Regions from separate parts of the Homo sapiens genome. Here region 1 is linked to region 2. Evidence: chromatin loops called from intact Hi-C (ENCODE). Cell type or tissue: Caco-2. All regions are shown on one strand. Links, peaks and the distances in the headings refer to the core of each region. The heading gives the core; the rest is flanking DNA.

What was found. Hi-C counts contacts between places; a loop is a spot of excess contacts. Peaks named below come from ENCODE experiments on the same cell type or tissue, not always from the same donor. Only the 100,000 strongest peaks of a DNase experiment are listed, where the experiment ranks them.
Region 1: a loop joins it to region 2, with 11 times the contacts of the local background. A loop is called at or near these places in 2 of 110 quality-filtered maps.

The regions. Positions count from the first base shown.
Region 1 is chr10:113,731,756-113,741,582 of GRCh38, forward strand. No RefSeq gene overlaps it. Among named protein-coding and RNA genes, the nearest start is that of PLEKHS1, 15 kb to the right of the region's middle. In Caco-2, for the core only: a CTCF peak has its summit at 4,348 (motif pointing right); a DNase peak (open chromatin) is centred at 4,316.
Region 2 is chr10:114,099,164-114,108,990 of GRCh38, forward strand. No RefSeq gene overlaps it. Among named protein-coding and RNA genes, the nearest start is that of ADRB1, 60 kb to the left of the region's middle. In Caco-2, for the core only: CTCF peaks have their summits at 4,375 (motif pointing left) and 4,576; no DNase peak of the experiment used is centred there; H3K4me3 peaks cover 988 bases.

The sequences.
Region 1 (9,827 bases), core at 1,086-9,085, 370 kb before region 2:
AATGCTCCCAAGTGTCAGGATTAATTTTTCCTGAATTCTCTGGGAAGTTATACCTTACAGATAATGAATATTACCTTATATCCCTTAGACTTTTAATAAAGAGTCTTAGTCCTTGAATACTTCCATGGGCAGACACTTATTTATTGAGATCAGAAATCCGAGTTCAACTTGGGAATGTGTTCAGTGATACCACTTTCATTCTAAACTTTCCAGACTTTTTATATTCCGAAATTCTGAGGACAAGTTACCCTAAAGGAGAACTCGGTCCTGGTGAATATACATTCCCAATTCTCATCGTTGTTGAGAACCCCAGTTCCTCCTCACAGGAGTATCAGACAGGGCACTGCCCTTGTCCTATGGGAAGACAGTGCAGACTACAGCATCCCCACTGGCTTTATGAGCTCAAAGCTGGATTTCTGTTTGGATTTTCATTTTCCTCAGGGTGCCATTAGGTTATTTAAATTTTTAGCTATTGGGTCAGGCACGGTGGCTCATGCCTGTAATCCTAGCACTTTGGGAGGCCAATGCGGGCAGATCACTTGAGGTCAGGAGTTTACAGGAGTTTAAGACCAGCCTGGCCAACATGGTGAAACCCTGTCGCTACTAAAAATACAAAAATTAGCCAGGCACCAGTGGTGGGCACCTGTAGTCCCAGCTACTCCGGAGGCTGAGACAGGAGAATAGCTTGAACCTGGGAGGCGGAGGTTGCAGTGAGCTGAGATCTTGTCACTGCACTCTAGCAACAAAGCAAGACTCCATCTCAAAAAATAAAAAAATTAAAAAAAAATAAATGTATTTTTTAAATATATTAACTATTAATACATTCACAGACAGCTTTGGGCTCTGCCCTGGGCTTTTTCTCTGAGCAAATTTCCACAAGCTGTCATCAGCCCAATGTGTTTATGAACTGCTACAAATCGGTCTGAAAGTCCTGCGGTCACTGAATTTACATGATTTAAAACCTCGAGGAAACCAAGGCCTCTCTGTGAGAAAGAAAACAACATCCACCAAAATGTCCTAGACACTGGCTGACAAATCCCTTATTTTGCCCAGTCTTGCAGTGCGTCACCTGAAATCTTTTATTACCAGCTACTCTGGTGACCAAGGATTGATTGCCTTTGACTTCCTCGAAGCACACCATTTTTGCCAGCTTTTCATCTTTCAGGCCCTTTTCCAGAAAACCTCTGGCCAGGTAAGAGGCTGTGTTGGTCATCAGTTTATAGCAAAAATTCTTCTGTGTTAATTAGCCACTGGACAAATAGCAGCAGCCCAGGTATCCTAAAGAATTCTTCGAAGACATGCAGATCAGAAAGCTACTTTATACTGTTTGCTTGTAAATGTTTTAGTGCCTTGCAACATTGAGCGAGTGCCTGGACTGGCCACATCAGCATCCCCTGGGAGCTTGTCAGAAATGCAGACTCTCAACCCCGCCCCAGACCTACTCAACGTGAATCTGCATTTTAACCAGATTCCCAAGTGGTCCATGTGTACATTACAGTTTAGGAAGCTCTATTTTGAGGACAAGGACCACATGTATATATATATATATATTTTTTTTTGGTCTCCCCTCTGCACTGAACATGGAGCTGATAGTACATGCCTACAAAGGATTAATAAAAGAATATTTTGGAGCTTTCATGGAAGACAGGTTTTCAAGCTCTCCTAACCTCTTTTAAAATTCCACGATACCCTTAAAGTACATAGTACACTTTTTACACTCTTTGCCCAGCTCCATGTTAAATAAGCCTTTGCTGAGTGGCATAAAAGGATTATTTATATGATCTCAAAGTGTCTGTGAATGTGAATTGCAGCCTTTAAAATGTTTTCATAAACATAATAGGATTAAAGGAGCCATTTCTTGCATGCTTTTTTTGGTGGCAGGACTGCTGAGCATTGAGGCTTCAGAGCTTTCTTTTCCACCTGTCCTATCCCTAGAGCCCAGTGGACACTGGGAGAATTATTATTTCTCCTTGACAGTGTGCCCTCAAGCCATAGGTCACCTTTTTGATAGACCTCAGGGCTTTGTTTTGGATCAGGTGGCAAATAATTCTTTTTGATTCATAAATCATTAACACAAACACACCAAGGACATATTTGGAAAGCCCAGCCACCACCACAGTACTGAGGTGGACATGGAAACTCCATTAACTTGTAGGTTCATGCATGATCGGCTCTCTAAAAGTACGCAACAAACATCAGAAAACACAAAAGCCAAATACGATGAGTTTGCTTCGGCATAACTTTTGGTTTTTATGGCACTATGAATATTTATGGCACTGCAGTTTTCTAACAAATATTTGTTGTAATCATTTAAAGCCAAACTGTCAAAGAATTTAAATTTGGAAGGCACATGGGGTTATGGCTGCAAATAAACGAGGCTGAGCATTTCGCGAGCTTTAAGTGTCTGACCCAAGTAAATAGTATAAGATTCGAGAAAGAGTTGGGAAAGAGGAAGGTGTACATGGTGAGATAGGTTTGGTCTCCGTTGCTAGTTCTAGCTTCCGTTATTTTAAGTAGATCTCAATTAGTATAGCATCAAACGTTTTAGCAGAGGTGCTTTTAACCATTCATGTTTAAAAATTAGGCTCTGAGTCTGATCCAAGTTCTAATCCTAACTCTGTCATTTAACCATTTAATACTCACATAACCCACATAACCTTAGGCAGTCCTTCAGTTTCCTCATCTACATATGAAGATGGTAATGTGAAAATTAATGAGATAATGTACATGAAATGCTTAGTACAATGCCTGGCACAAAGTTGTAACCGAAAGAGGATCTGGCTGCTCACCACTTACAGAAAGAAGCCAAAATAACAAGAACAAGGTGTGATCAAAGGAGAGTGAATTTTATTATCCAATGCCAACAAGGGGAAAAGGTCAGAATCCTTTCTGAAAATTGCCACCTTTTCAGTTTCTGGAGAGTGGGCAATGGTTTAAGAATAGAGGCTTGGAATACAGGGAGGGGGAGGGGCTCGGAGGTGCCAGGTGGCATGTTTCACTCCGATGGCTTATCTTAAATTATTGCTCCAACTGGCGAAGGGGCCAGCACCATCTTGGGCCCAACCAGCTTACAAATTAATTGCAGTCAATTGTGCAGTTAATGTCTCGCTGGGAGTGAACTCCGTCCTTGAAGTCATCTCCCGCTAGGGGGAGAGTTCCAGAGATGCCTCGTCCATGTCAGGATTCGGCCCCTGAAGCTTCTAAGGAAATACATGACCAGATAAGTGGGCATGGTGTGAGCTTAACAAGAATCTAGGTAAATAACTGTGCATAGGCATGGGAGCATAAGGTGGAAAAGGAAAGGAAAAAAGTTCTTAAAACAGTTTGAAACTAAGCTGCTCAGTTACAAAGTAATCGACAAGTAGTAGATATCAAAGATGATGGTGATGAATGATGATGATGACGATGACATGAGGCTCATGGAGGGGCAAGAACGGAAGATGCCCCCCTGGATGCCTCACTTGCTCTTTCTGCCTCCAGGTCTCTTCCTTAGTCATGCTTTTCAGTCTATGCTTTCAACCTGAGGTCTCCCAGAAGTGAAGGGATTAGATCAGCGACTGCTTTATTTAGCAAACATTCAGAGTCCTACTAGATGCCAGATGTCATATTAGGGATGGGGCTAGAAAGATGACCAAGAAAGGATGCTTATACCAAAGGAGGTGAACAAATCACTCTAGGGCTTAGTGGCTGTAACACAGTCATGTGTACATTACCCAGGAATACAGAGGGGGTGCATCCTGCCTGGGGATTCCAAGAGAGGTTCCAAAGGAACTGTTTTCATCATCTTCCATTCCAGCCTCCAAAAAAGGCTGAAGGGAAGGTGGTGGAGAGGAAATTAAGGTTAGCAGGTAGAAGATGGCCTGAGAATTCCTGGAAGATCGGTTTAGGAAGGAAATCACTATGTCCCACTGCATCCTCATTGCAAATCAATAGGTCTAGGGTGGAGACCAGGAATCTGCATGTTTAACCAACCTGCCTAGATATTCTGAGGCAGGTGGTCCTCAGACAACATGGATTATTCTGATACCAAAAGACTCCCTTGCAGATCTGCAGGAGTGGCAGCAAAGCCCAAATTAAACAGCTGGAAAAGATCACCCAGGGGCCAGCAGCGCATTGGCTGTTCAAAGACCTGGCTAGCCATCCTATCCCCAGATTGAATAGCAAAGGATTCAGGGCATAAATGAGTTCAGTACTGGAGCATTCTTGTCCAGAAACTTCCAGAGGCTGCACAGGAATGCCAAGCCCTTGTTGGCCAGGCAGGTTTGAGGAAGACTGTGAAGTGTGAGGGAGGGGTGGATCAGCAGACAGCTTTCACTGAATGGGTCCAGGTGCACTGACTTCTCCAGCTGGTGTCAGCAGGCACACGTCTTTCTCTTCCTCTCGATTGCATCACTTAGGCAATCATTTCTAGACAAGATGGGCCACTCATGTATTCCCTCTCCTCCAGTGCCTCATAGGTGCCACAATGCAAAATGCTCCCCTTAACAACATTTTGAGGTTGACATTTTTAAAGGAACTTTTCTCTACAGCACCTTTTGTAATTAACTAGATTAATGTTAAGTAGGGAAGGGAACACAGAATTCTCAAGTGAATGTGGTTTTTAAAAATATATTAGGATATAGGACCCATTCTCAACCGCTTAGGAAAATCAGCTTTTGCAAATTATCTTTTCTGAAGCTTCCAGCTGCCTTAAGTGCTGACAGTTTTTAAGCACTGAGATGAAAGAGACAAATTCTTTTTCTTTTGTGTTACTAATTACAATTTTGCTTGGCATAATGTAGCCTGCTTTCCTCTTGAGACATTTGCCAGCATACATTAATTGCACAAATATTTACAGAGGGCTAAAGCACAGGAGAAGCTTATACCAAAAAAGATACTGAACACTTGGAAAAAAGCCTCTTTGACACATATTTGTGGCCAGCTACCCAGAATCGTATAAACTATTTGCCCCTTAGCCTCAGCAAATGTGTTTAAAGAGCAAGTCCCTGGGTTGACTTAGTGTTGACTTTGCTGGCAATGACTGCTGAAATCTTTCTTCAAGAGCCTTGTGGTGACACTTTTTTTTTCAGGGTTAAAAATAAGGTTTCCAAGAATATGCATGCATCTTATGGGTTGCTATATTGTCAACACTTTTTATCTCTCTAGCCACCCACATGGAATGGAAAAGGTTTATCCAATGATTGTTCCAAACCCCAGGAGTTGCAGAAAGCCAAATTGAGCAAGTCTGGAAAACTTGAATGGCTAAGCCACAAGGTCCTCAATACCATCTTCTTGTTTTCCTAGCATGCTAATTAAGAAAAAAAAGGCCCTGGTGTCAGATAGCCCCAGGTTCAAATCCCAACTTCGGCACTTCCAAGCTATATGACCTTGAGGAGTCTCTTAATCTCTCCAAACCTTTCTTCTTTCATCCTCAAATAGAATTAGTCCTATGTGAGTACCTAGGAAATAATACCTACCTCCACAGGTCTTGTGCCCACCTCACAGGGATGTTAGGTGGAGCCAGGGAAATAACACACAGAAATGGCTTTGCAAAACTCCCCAAAAATCTAAAATCAAATAAGGAGACATTTCCTTTGTTGGATGTTGTTATGAAAACTAAGACATCAAGCAAAAGTCAAGTAAATGTTGGGTTGTGTTTTTTAAACCAGCTTGATCTTATCAATAATTGAGGCCACAGAAAGGAGATTAGGATGAAGAAAAGAAAAAAGGACATGCAAATGATGCTGACATACAGAAGAGGTTCTTTCTGAGGATAACGGCTACCCATGCAGTGGAGAGGAAGAACGTCTTCCAAAAGCGGATGTAGTCAAGCTGCTGGAGATCATAGGCAGGAAAGAGAAGGGCATAAGACGCTGGCCTGAGCTTTAGAAGAGGACACATTTCATATGTAGAGTTGCCATATGAAATAGAAGATGCCCAGTTAAATTGGAATTTCAGCTAGAACAACCATTTTTTAATATATATATCCCAAAATATTGCACAAAATATACTAAAAACTTATTTGTTATCTAAAATTTCAATTTAAATGGGTGTCCGGTGTGGGTGGGTTTTTTGTTGTTTTTTGTTTTGAGGCAGTCTAGCTCTGCTGCCCAGGCTGAAGCGCTGTGGCACAATCTCGGCTCACTGCAACCTCCACCTCCCGGGTTCAAACGATTCTCCTGCCTCAGCCTGCCCAACTAGCTGAGATTACAGGCGTGCACCACCATGCCTGGCTAGGGTTATTTTTTGTTGTATTTCTTTGTTTTCCTAAGTTTGGCAGCCCTAGCCTAACTCTGTAGACCATTGCTCTAGCTCCATTGCCTCATCTTAACCCTGAATGCCCACCTCACAGTGATGTTGGGAGGAGCCAGGGAAATAACACACAAAAATGGCTTTGCAAACTCCCAAAAAAATCTAAAATCAAGTAAGGAGACATTTCCTTTGGTGGGTGTTCTTATGAAAACTGAGTCATCAAGCAAAAGGCAAGTCTTTGTGAATTTAGGAAGTATGGAAAATTTCAAGGAGTCTATGGAGTTTAGTTTTTGTTTTTTTGTTTTGTTTTGTTTTGTTTTTGTTTTTGTTTTTGTTTTAGATAAAGTAGCCCAGCTCTGTAGCCCAGGCTGGAGTGCAATGGAGTGATTTTGGCTCACTGCAACCTCCACCTTCCGGATTCAAACGATTCTCCTGCCTCAGCCTCCCGAGTAGCTGGGATTACAGGCATGGGCCACCATGCCCGGCTAATTTTTGTAGTTTTAGTAGAGACGGGATTTCACCATGTTGGTCAGGCTGGTCTCGAACTCCTGACCTCAGGCGATCCACCTGCCTTGGCCTCCCAAAGTGCTGAGATTACAGGCATGAGTCACCATGTCCAACTAGTGGAGTTGATTCTTAAGAGGAGTTCTAAAGACTCTAATGAGAGGGACTAGATGTGATGACTGTCAACACTAGCAACACCTTAGAGTCACCTGGAGAGGTTTCCAATCTCAATGCCCAGGCAGCACCCCAGACCAACTAAATCAGGATCTCTCAGGCTGGCACCCGGGAAGCAGTGTTGTTAAACCTTTCCAGGAGATTCCCATTTGCAGCCAATCTTATCACCAGTGGTAGAATAGTCCCAAAAGGGTGAGTTGAACAGTTTAGAAACTTTAGAGTATAAGGAGAGTCCTAAGGGATATCTACACCCTTTATGAGACTGGTTATAAGAGGGGGAAGAGGAAAGAAAAAACAAAACAAAAAGCAGGAGAGAATTTGCAAAAAATAGATATATTCTATCAGCTTTTTCAAAAATGTAGTACCAAGGGCAAAAGAGCATGATCGTTTTAAAAACCAGGAAATTTGGGTATGTGCTAGAAATAGTTGATTAAGTAAGAATGCCAGGTAAGAATTTGCTATAATTAATCAACCAGCACTTAACAGTGTCCCACATACTCAACAGGGACAATGGTCCCTCTCATTTGAGAGCACAAAAAGATCCTTCAGTGATCGAAAGGGACTGTGTTGGAGGATTTGTACTTTCAATGAAATTACTGTTGGTTCACAATTTCTCTTCTAGCTTGACAGGACTTGTGGGAGCTGAAGACCAATTTCTCTTTCAGGCATAAAGATATAAGAGATGTGGGTGGCTCTGTAAAAATGCACAAATCCGTGTTCTAGGTAAACCACAGCTACGTGGGTAGTCACCACTTACCCTTAACTGTCCATGACATCCAAAAGGAAGTAATCATATAAATAACCATATGTGTGTGTGTGCGTGTGTTTCAATTAACAAATATTTATTGAACTATGTGCCAAGCACTGTTGTTGGCACTGAACAAAACAATCTTAGTCCTCGTAGGATTTATCTTTTAGTGGGGAAGACAGACAGTTCTAGAGAGAGTGACAGAGAGAGGAGTGTTATGAAGAAAGATAAAGTAGGAGAAGGAGCTCAGAAACAGTGACGTGGGAGAGAGGAGTCCATGTCAGACAGAGTGGCTGGGAAATGTCTCTTTGAGGAGAATACAGCTGGGCAGACACGGGAGTGGAGTGAGGGAGTGGACCACGTGACTGTGTGTAAGAGCTTGGTTCTTGGTGGAGCAAGCAGTGAATGCAAAGGCCCTGGGGCAGCTACAACCTGGGCCTCTTTGAGAAGCATCAGAAAAGCCAGGGTTTGCTGGTGGGAATGTAAACTAGTACAGCTGCTATGGAAAACAGTGTGGAGATTCTTTAAAGAACTAAAAGTAGAACTACCATTTGATCCAGCAATCCCACTACTGGGTATCTACCCAGAGGAAAATAAGTTATTATTCGAAAAAGATACTTGTGCACACATGTTTATAGCAGCACAATTCACAACTGCAAAATCGTGGAACCAACGCAAATCCCCATCAATCAACAAGTGGATAAAGAAACTGTGAGAAATATATATATGTGATGGAATACTACTCAGCTATAAAAAGGAATGAATTAACAGCATTTGCAGTGTCCTGGATTAGATTGGAGACTCTTATTCTAAGTGAAGTAACTCAGGAATGGAAAACCAAATATCATATGTTCTCACTGATATGTGGGAGCTAAGCTATGAGGACGCAAAGGCACAAGAATGATACAGTGGACTTTGGGGACTTGGGGGGAAGAGTGGGAGGGGGATGAGGGATAAAAGACAACATACATGGTGCAGTGTGTACTGCTCAGCTGACGGATGCACCAGGATCTCACAAATCACCACTAATGAACTTATGTAACCAAATACCTCCTGTACCCCAATAACTTATGGAAAAATAAAATAAAATAATAATTTTTTAAAAAGTATTGCAGAGCAGGGTGCTGGAAGCAGGGGCAAAAGGCAGGCAGGGCCAGATCAGTCAGGCTTTCAACTGTGGAAAGCACATTGGATTCCTTCTAATGAAACGGGAAACCACTGGAGGGATTGGAGCAGGGGAGTGACAGGATCTGATGTACAATTGTGAAAGACACTCTGGAGAATGGATTAGCGGGAGAATGAGTGGAGCAGGGAGCGAGGTGGGAGGCTGCTGCAGTCATGACCTAGGTGGAAATGATGGCAGGTGGAATGGGTCATGAGAAGGCATCCGATTTGGGCGTGGCCTTTAAAAAAAAAAACACTTTATTGAGGTATGATTGATATGCAAAAAGCTGTGCATATATAATATATACAACTCAGTGAGTTTGGGGATAAGTATACACCTACTGAGGAAGAGCCAGTAGGATTTGCTGACAAATTTGAGGTGGGAATGTGAGGAAAGGCTAGAAATCATTAGCTGGGTGTGGTGGCACAAGCCTGTAGTCCCAGCTACTTGTAAGGCTGAGGCATGAGAACCACTTGAACCCAGGAGGCGGAGGTTGCGGTGAGCCAAGCTCGAGCCACTGCACTCCAGCCTGGATGACAGAGCAAGACTCCATCTCAAAACAAAACAAAAACAGGCTGGAAATCCAGGATGACCTCAAGGCTTATGGCTTAAGCAGGTGGAAGACATGGGGCTGTTTCCTGAGATTGGGAACAGCTTTGATGCAAGAGGTAAGAATGACGAAAATCAAAGTTTGTTTTATGCAAGCTGTTCAAGATACCTGCTAGATATCTGTGGTAGACTCTTCCATTAACCCACCCAATATCCACTCTCTCTGTATTAGTTTCCAATTGCTACTGTAAGAGACTATCACAAATTTAGTGACTTAAAACAATACAAATTGATTCTCTTTGAGTTATTGAAGTCAGAAGTTTAAAATCAAGATGTCAGCATGGCTGGGTACAGTGGCTCACACCTGTAATCCCAGTATTTTGGGAGGCCAAAGCAGGAGGATAGCTTGAACTCAGGAGTTCAAGACCAGCCTGGGCAACATAGTGAAACCTTTTG
Region 2 (9,827 bases), core at 564-8,563:
GAGATGGGGTTTCACCACGTTGGCCAGGCTGGTCTTGAACTCCTGACCTCAAGTGATCTGCCCACGTCGGCCTCCCAAAGTGCAGGGAATACAGGTGTGAGCCCCTGCACTGGGCCAGGAGGCCTACTTTTTAATTCTACTGTTTCTCCTTTCCCTGCTTCCCAGGGACCCTTCCAGAGACTGAGTTGGAGCAGGTGGTTTTGCTTTGCGTTCTGACCAGGAAGTGAAACCTGGGTGTGAGCAATGTTTTGCATTATGGGGCCATTTCACCTTTTCCTCCCTGCCTCGGGAAGGAAGGCTTGCAGTGTCCAAACTGGGTCTGACCTCTCAGGGGACATTTCTCAAAGCAGTGGGAACAAGAGTCCCTCAGTGCTGGATGGCTGGGGAATGGGTGGCCGAGGAGTGAAGCTCTATTCTGGGCAGAGCACTCCCCCTTGCTGAAAGGGCTGGAAAACGCTTTTGTCCCTGCTGGAAGTGGAGTAGCGTGGGATACAGGGCAGGGGGTCGCTGCTGAGTTTATCAGGGGAGCAGAGATTAGGCACTACTTGGTTAAAATACTAACTGCTGGGCTGGGTGCAGTGGTTCACGCCTGTAATCCCAGCACTTTGGGAGGCCGAGGTGGGCGGATCACCTGAGGTCAGGAGTTCAAGACCAGCCCAGCCAACATGACGAAACCCTGCCTCTACTAAAAATACAAAAATTAGCCAGACATGGTGGCATAGGTGTGTAATCCCAGCTACTTGGGAGGCTGAGGCAGGAGAATTGCTTGAACCCAGGAGGCAGAGATTGTTGAGTTAAGATCACGCCCCTGATCTTGCCTGGGCGACAGAGCAAGACTGTCTAAAGAAAAAAGTAATAGTAACTGCTGAAAGTGACAGAGACGTAATCCATATGTGCAACCGCCAGATGGCCACATTCTGTGTTCTGAGCCAGGTTCCGCCGAACGACCGCCCTAGATGATGATTTCGCACCCTGCCCAGCTCCAAGACCAAAACCTCAGTGTTTTGAGAATTCAATTTCCTACTCATTGATTTAGATAACATACATGAACTTGAATTCATTAGAAATATGCCTTTGTGTCTTCATGATCACCATCTTTGTGGTTTTCAAGATGATTGTTAGATCCTTATCAAAATATAAACAATTGGCAATGGTTCCAATTGTGTCAACAAAAGCCAACTTCAAACCTGTAATCCTCATGCTGAGTGGAGAGGCTGGTGCCCCACCCGGGCTGTGACATGGTGGCTTGGGAGATGTGTGACTCAGATATGTCAGACCATGAGTGAGGCACCCAACCTTCCCTCCCAGTGACCTTTGAAGTAAGGCGAATTGAAGTCCGCTGGTCTCCAGACAGGCACGGTAACGTGCACGCATCGGATGTGGTTCCCGGGGAATGGTGGGTGATTGTCCATCTTCCTAACAGTCCTCAAATGAGGACTCAGTTCCAGCTCTTAACGCAGCACAACAGAGTTCTTAATAGTAAAAGTCGTACTTTTCACTCACCGTGAAAAGCAAGTCTGCACATTGCTAGATATGTCCCAGTATTATTATCCAAGCTCCAGAAACGTACTCAGCCACAAAAGTAAAAATTCTCCTACTCCACGTGGAAGTGGCTCCGTGAGAAAAATTCCCTATCAAGCCAGAAACGCACCTACAGAGGGAGAGAACGACATGAGAGGGGACCGGAGTTCTCAGGGAGGAGGGAAGCCTGGCTCCGCATCCCAGAGCTGCCAGGGACCCGGAGCAGAAGGAGGAGGCGGGGAGGACAGGGGCGCCGACGGAGACAGGCGATCCCTCGGAAAATCCTAAAAGCCAGTGAAGCGTGGGCTCTGGACGGAAACAGAAGGTCAGGGCCGTGGTTCACGCCGTGGGAAACCGCAGCCAGTGATAAGCTGGGAAGCCACAGGGGCTGGCAGCTGCAGTCGGAACGAAGCGGCTGGAAGCTCCAAACGGGAGCTCTTCCCAGCTCGCTTTCCACTTCGACGGCACCGTTCAAAGCTCTGCTCAGACACTGGGACAAATAAATGACAGGGCTCCGAAAAGAGGGTGAAGCTCCTCCGCGCCCGGCTTTTCCCTCCGCAGAGCCTGGGCTCCCCGCCTCGCGCCGCCCCTGACCGTGGCAGGCTCGGTTCCCTCCTCGCTCTGCATCCTTTGATTCACGTACGGCCCCGTTTCCAATAACCCTTTCCAGGAAGCCAGAGAGAGAAAGCGCCCAGCTCCCGGCCTGCAGAGTGGGGAGGGAAGAAGGAAATGATTGTGTTGACTTCATCTGGAAGCAGGAAAATGCTTCTCTCCCTCCTTCTTCGCCAAGCCAAGAAATAGATCCTTTACCAGAAAGCCATGTGGCCACATGGCCACCACTTGCAGAGGGGCTGGGTGAGGAGGAGGTGCTTTGCCAACGTCTCAGCTGACAGCAAAGGCCAGTGGCTCATCAGTGAGAACATCATACCTCTGTCAGAGGGGAGACCCTGAGCAGCTCCCGACACCCACACAGGGCTAGGAATTGACGGTGGCTTAGGGTACACGTAAGAGGAACAGCATCCACCACAGGACAGTCCCTTCCTCGCGTACCACCCGGGATCCCTGCTCCCTGTCATCGCCATACTGTGTTCTCTCAGACTGTAAGGTCCTTGTCCTGTCTCCCTCACATGGATCCTTTCCAGACCACGGGCACTCTCTCAGGTCAGCAGGTCCAGCTGCAATCTGGAATCAGCATCTACCGTGTGGAAATGGGAGAGGGGACTTGGTTCTTAAACCAGGGGCCTTGGCATTAGCTACCTTTGGTTTTTCTCCAGAAATAAGAATGATTGGCCGGGCGCGGTGGCTCACGCCTGTAATCCCAGCACTTTGGGAGGCCGAGGCGGGCGGATCACGAGGTCAGGAGATCGAGACCATCCCGGCTAAAACGGTGAAACCCCGTCTCTACTAAAAATACAAAAAATTAGCCGGGCGTAGTGGCGGGCGCCTGTAGTCCCAGCTACTTGGGAGGCTGAGGCAGGAGAATGGCGTGAACCCGGGAGGCGGAGCTTGCAGTGAGCCGAGATCCCGCCACTGCACTCCAGCCTGGGCGACAGAGCGAGACTCCGTCTCAAAAAAAAAAAAAAAAAAAAGAATGATTAGTTAGATAATTATAAACAATGGGGGGGGGGGGTAGTTTTGTCGTAGTTAGCAAATTACATTGAATGTAACAAAATCTTAAACCATAAAGCAAAACGTGCTGGGTTTCTGCTTCCTGTGGTGACATGACATGAAAGCCCAGCTCTTTTTCCAGGAGGACACTTCTCTGTTTACAAGACTGCTTGAGCAATCCCATTATCAACTCTCTCCAGAGAGGATACAGCTGAGGCAGCTCAAATTCAGAACCTTATTTTTAAAGAACTAAAAAAAAATTAGATCCTTTGATAAGATCACTCAAGTATAGTCCAAACTAGCCTCCCAAATTTTGGAGTGCCAGCAATTATGTTCAATATCTCCCCATCTGCCTCCCCCCAAAAGAACCAATTAATATCTTTTTCTTTTCTTTCTTTCTTTCTTTTTTTTTTTTTTTTTTTTTTTTTTAGACAGAGTCTTGCTCTGTCCCCCAGGGCTGGAGTGGCAGTGGCACGATCTCGGGCTCACTGGCAAGCTCCACCTCCCAGGTTCAAGCGATTCTCCTGCCTCAGCCTCCCGAGTAGCTGGGACTACAGGCACCCGCCACCACGCCCGGCTAATTTTTTGTATTTTTAGTAGAGAGAGGGTTTCACCATGTTAGCCAGGATGGTCTCGATCTCCTGACCTCGTGATCCACCCACCTCGGCCTCCCAAAGTGCTGGGATTACAGGCGTGAGCCACCACGCCCGGCCGATTTCTGAAATTAAGAAGTTAAAGATTTAGGTAGCAGTGGAGTTGTTTGCCCGTTTGGGAGTGGGGAGGTTGAGACGTGCATCTGGCTGATGTGCGGCAGGAAGGTGGCATCACAGAACACCGGGCACATCCTCTCTAACAAGTGCTCTGCAAAATGCCTGCAAGGACGTTGCCCTTTCTTCCAAATGTCTGGCTCTGAAAGACTTAGAAATAAAATTTTCAAAGGTTGGAAAGCTTTTGATATTTTCTGCATTAGGAGTTTGGACCACAGTAAAATCATACTCATCATATGTTGGATTAAGCTAGTGCCTGCCATCCAGGGTCGTAGACTCTTCTAGGGGTTGAGTATCTGCCTTTCACCTGACACTGGAAAGACAAGGACTGAAAAAAGCTGGAGTTACAGGAGAGACCTCCCAGGATCCTGCAGACAGGGCAGGATGATGAGAAGGAAAGCGTGTCGTTCCCAGAACTTGTCTGTGAAGATTGGGTGGTTTAATAATATTCATCCGCCATCTAGTGGCATTTAGAGCATAAACTTAACTCACACATTTTCTAGGAGCAACTACGTCAGGGAGGCCTAATCTGCTAGACTTAGACTTTATAAATTATTTTTATTTTTTTACTCAAATACATTTTTAAAAATCCATCATTAGGTTCGTCAGGGAGAAGAATATTAATAAGAACTAACTTTGAATCTGTTTTGGTACATTGGGTGATGACCAGAAACTGCTTTGCCTGATCTTTTGTGGCAGGTGACAGCTTGTTTCTTCATACTAATGTCATCTACAGTGCCAAAACTACACGTACACATGTAAGAAAATTCCTTGCCATCTTCAGTGCTGGAGATGAGGAGTTCCATGATCAGCGCATCACTGTGCCTTTACTATTTGTACTTCTTTTGGAATGCTTTTATAAGGATAAGACCACGTCTTTCATCACATCACACCATTTGCACGGTTGGTCCTTGCCTAGTGCTCAGGATCTTGCAATGTCCTCAGCCCTTGAAGAACCATGTTCAGGGCTGGGGTTCTGAACTCTCTCCCATTACAATAGCTGTATTAGTCGGTTCTCATGCTGCTAATAAAGACATACCTAAGGCTGGGTAACTTATAAAGGAAAGAGTTTGGCCAGGTGTGGTGGCTCACACTTGGAATCCCAGCACTTTGGGAGGCTGAGGGTGGATCACAAGGTCAGGAGTTCGAGACCAGCCTGGCCAACATGGTGAAACCCTGTCTCTACTAAAACTACAAAAATTAGTTGGGTGTGGTGGTGGGTACCTGTAATCCCAGCTACTCAGGAGGCTGAGGCAGGAGAATTACTTGAACCCCGGAGGCGGAGGTTGCAGTGAGCCGAGATTGCACCACGGCGCTCTAGCCTGGGTGATGGAGCAAGACTCCATCTTGAAAAAAATAAATAAATAAAAATAAAGGAAAGAGGTTTAATTGACTCACAATTCCACATGGCTGGGGCGACCTCACAATCATGGCAAAGGAGGAGCAACATCATGTCTCACATGGTGGTAGGCAAGAGAGCGCATGTACAGGGGAACTGCCCTTTATGAAACCATCAGATCTTGCGAGACTTACTCAGTATCATGAGAACAGCACAGGAAAGCCCCACCCCCATTATTCAGTTACCTCCTACCAGGTCCCTCCCACGATACGTGGGGACTGTTACAATTCAAGGTAAGATTTGGGTGGAGACACAGAGCCAAACCATATTAATAGCTAACGTGTTCAGTTCTGGCACTATGTGATCAGGTACAAAATGGGTTTTATCCTCATTATCTCATCTGACTCTCACAACAATATTATGAGGAAGGGGCCTCCTAGCACCCCCATTTTGCATATGAGGAAAATGAGGCTCAGAAAAGTCAAGCAACTAGATCAAGTGATGGTGGAGCCAGGACTCAAACCAGACAGTCTGATTCCAGAATGTACACTTTTAGCCATTGCAGCCTTCTCCTCCAAGTGATTCTCCTGCCTCAGCCTCCCCAGTAGCTGGGATTACAGGTGTGTGTCACCACACCCGGCTAATTTTTGTATTTTTAGTAGATACGGGGTTTCACCATGTTGGCCAGGCTGGTCTCGAACTCCTGACCTCGTGATCCACCCGCCTTGGCCTCCCAAAGTGCTGGGATTACAGGTGTGAGCCACCGCGCCTGGGGGAAATCATTGTTTTATGGCTCCCATTTTTTAAAGCCACTTAAGGTTTTAATGCTTAATGTCGCTAACTCTGTTACATGTTCTTATCATCCCAGGGTGCTCTTTGTTTTACATTTATTTTCTTTTTTCTTCTTTTAAGAGTTGTTAAAACATCTGGGTAGTGGAAGTTTTATATTAGCTAAACTAATATAAATTTATGTACTTAGAGGAAGTACACTCAGCTGAGGATAGAGTGATGACAATGGTCAAAATTAATAAAACTAAGGGGAACATACTGCAGAAAAACTTGTACTCATGTCATTTGAGGCTGTTTATAAGATTTTTTTAATTTTCCATTTTAATGATTATGTGCTAATACAAGGCAGTAATTACTTGCATCTCTAACAACTAAGTCTATAGATTTCTACTTGAATATTTCTTTTTTCCTTCTATGCATCTGTGATGGTTAATATTGAGTGTCAACTTGATTGAATTGAAGGATGCATAGTATTGTTCCTGGGAGTGTCTGTGAGGGTGTTGACAAAGGAGATTCACATTTTGAGTCAGTGGACTGGGAGACGCAGACCCACCTTCAATCTGGGTGGGCACCATCTAATCAGCTGCCAGTGCAGCTAGAATAAAACAGGCAGTAGATGGAAAGAGCAGACTTCCTGAGACTTCCAGCCTTCATCTTTCTTCCATGCTGGATGCTTCCTGCCCTTGCACATCAGACTCCAAGTTATTTAGCTTTTGGATTCTTGGACTTACACTTGTGGTTTGCCAGGGGCTTTCAGGCCTTTGGCCACAGACTGAAGGCTACACTGTCAGTTTCCCTACTTTTGAAGTTTTGGGACTCAGACTGGCTTCCTTGCATCAATTCTCCTTAATAAACTCCCATTCTTATATACGTCTATTCGATTAGACCTGTCCCTCTAGAGAACCCTAATACAGCATCTTTCACAGATATTTGATCCATGACAATTAATTGGCTAGTACTTGGCCTTGAAATCTTGGATCTATATAGTCAATATCTTTACTTTACAATATGTAATGGAATTTTAAAATGATAAACTATAACCCTTTTCCAGCCAATGAACACTGAAGCTCAGAGAGCTTTTAGTGGGCTCTTGGCAAATGACTCAACCAAAGCAGTTAATGCAAAAAATCTTTCACATCTTATTGTTTTTAGCAAAATGTCTCACCAGGGAACTCTTCAGTACAGAAAACAAAATTTCTAAAAATATAAAAATTATATTTATAAGATATAATTTACAATATAACTTGAAGCGGTTCCTAAGATAGTGTTGTTTTCTACTACATATTAATATGTAACATCAGAGCTCTGCTTCCTTTCAGCTGAAATATGACCAAAAATGAAGGGGCAGTTCACTACCAGGACAGTTTTTGTCTTTGCTTAAAGTTGACGTCTATTCCCATATCCTGCTTGCTAAAAAACCGGCAAAGAGCAAAAAGCGTTCCTTGAGACTCTCACATACCAGCAAGAAATATGTGCCCAAAAAATTTAAAAGAAAATACATGGCATTTTTTAATATTATAATAATTTGGGCGCAGTATATTCTTTTTCAATGATCTGCAGGGTAAATTATATCTTGGGCTGCACAAATTAATCTGAACTACCTAGGGAAAATGTGACCAGTACAGAGATCTATTTAATAGTGTTATACGCCTGGATTAATTTTCCTTTGGCACTGTGTAAATTGATCTTGCAACTGCTTAGACAAATAGTGGTTAGGAGCAAACTGAATAATTTATAACTCATTCACTCATTCAGTAAGAGGTGACTGTGCATTCTGTTTGTGCCTGGCACTGTGTTAGGGCTGAGGACCCTGGTGACTAGAAATTTCATGTCGTGCCTGAGAGCATAAACCTTACAGTTGGAAAGCCTGAGTTCAAATTCTGGCTCTCTGGTTAGTAAGCTAGCTGCTTTCTAGCCAAATGACTTCAAACACATTGCTTAATCTTATTTAGCTTGTTCATCTCTGAAATGGGTTTTTTCTTTTTTGCAAGAATAAAATAAATCAACGTAAGTTATCTAAAACAGTACCTGATTTATAGCTTATGAGCCCAGATCTCGAATCAAATGCTGAGCCCCTTGTATGCAATCTAAGGAATTAGGGACCTAACTTTATTAAATAACTAAAAATCATTCTTTTTGGTCGGGTGCGGTGGCTCATGCCTGTAATCCCAGCACTTTGGGAGGCCAAGGCCGGCAGATCACCTGAGGTCAGGAGTTCGAGACCAGCCTGGCCAACATGGTGAAACCCCATCTCTACTAAAAATACAAAAACTAGCTGGGCCTGGTGACTCACATCTGTACTCCCAGCTACTCAAGAGGCTGAGGCACAAAGATCGCTTGAACCCGAGAGGTGGAGGTTGGAGTGAGCTGAGATCACGTCACTGCACTGCAGCCTAGGTGACAAAGTAAGACTCGGTCTCAAAAAATAATAATAAAATGAAAAATAAAAATCATTCTTTTGAAAAAAACTTCCCAAACCTGCCATTTTCATTAATACAGCTGTGGATTAATATGGCTGGAGAGGAGGCATTGTCTCTGCCCTTATGTATGTCATCAGAAGAGACAGATAAGCGTGAAATTGCTCCTAGTCCCTTGTCAGGGGGGCATTTGTTTGCTAGTGTTGTCATATTCACTGATTTTTTTTTTAATTAGTTGTTGGCCAGACACAGTGGCTCATGCCTGTAATCCCAGCACTTTGGGAGGCTGAGGCAGGCGGATCTCAAGGTCAAAAGATCGAGACCATCCTGTTCAACATGGTGAAACCCCATCTCTACTAAAAATACAAGAATTAGCTGGGTATGGTGGTGCGCACCTGTAGTACCAGCTACTCGGGAGGCTGAGGCTGCCTGAACCCAGGAGGCGGAGGTTGGAGTGAGCCGAGATCGTGCCACTGCACTCCAGCCTGGCAACAGAGTGAGACTCTGTCTCAAAAAAAAAAAAAATTAGCTGTTCAAGGCCATGATTATAACCATGGCAACTCTGGCCTCACACACATCTCTTAGAGCGGCCCATGAGCCCTCTAGAGCATCCTTTGACGTGGCCGTATTTTGCTCGGCTGATAGATGTCTTCTCAAAATGGCCCAGGGTATCCCTTGTTCTATTTACACTATTCTGTTCCATTTCTTCAAGACACAACAATTGCTAACCATCATAATTTCTTTCAACACGTCTCTATTTAACTAACTTGCTATGTGGAATGGTCTGAACTCTCCTCATTTTCCCCCGTGGTCTTTGAGAAAACTCTGAGGCTGGAGGATGCTTTGTGGCAGACTGTCAGAAGAGTCTGGATGTGCTAACCAGGCCCTCTTGAGTCTCTTACTGCAACCCAGGTCCAGATCACTTTGTTGTCATCTTGTTTGTTACCTTATTGACATCCTGTCCTCATTTTTCTTCTTCCCCACCCACAGCTATGTGCCACCTCCACTGAGGAAAAGCACTGGGCATTTGGAGCTCACGATTTCTTCATACACCCGTGAGTCACTGAAAGCAATGCGAGGCAGTACTGCACTTGGCAGATGACAATTAGTTTGTCCACTCAATTTTGAAGAGAAAATTACCCTCTTTGGGGAGAAATATGTCAAAATAATTTCTCAAACTATTCAGGAGTTACCCTTAACCTGAAGTTAAGTATGGATATAATGAACAGATTGTCAATATACTAGAGTGGATGGGATCCTCATCTGTGACGTTCTATTTAAATGCAGTTTTTCTGGCAAACCTAGTACTCAGTTCCTTATTTTTTTTTTTGAGACAGAGTCTTGCTCTGTCGCCCAGGCTGAAGTGCAGTGGTGTGATCTCGGCTC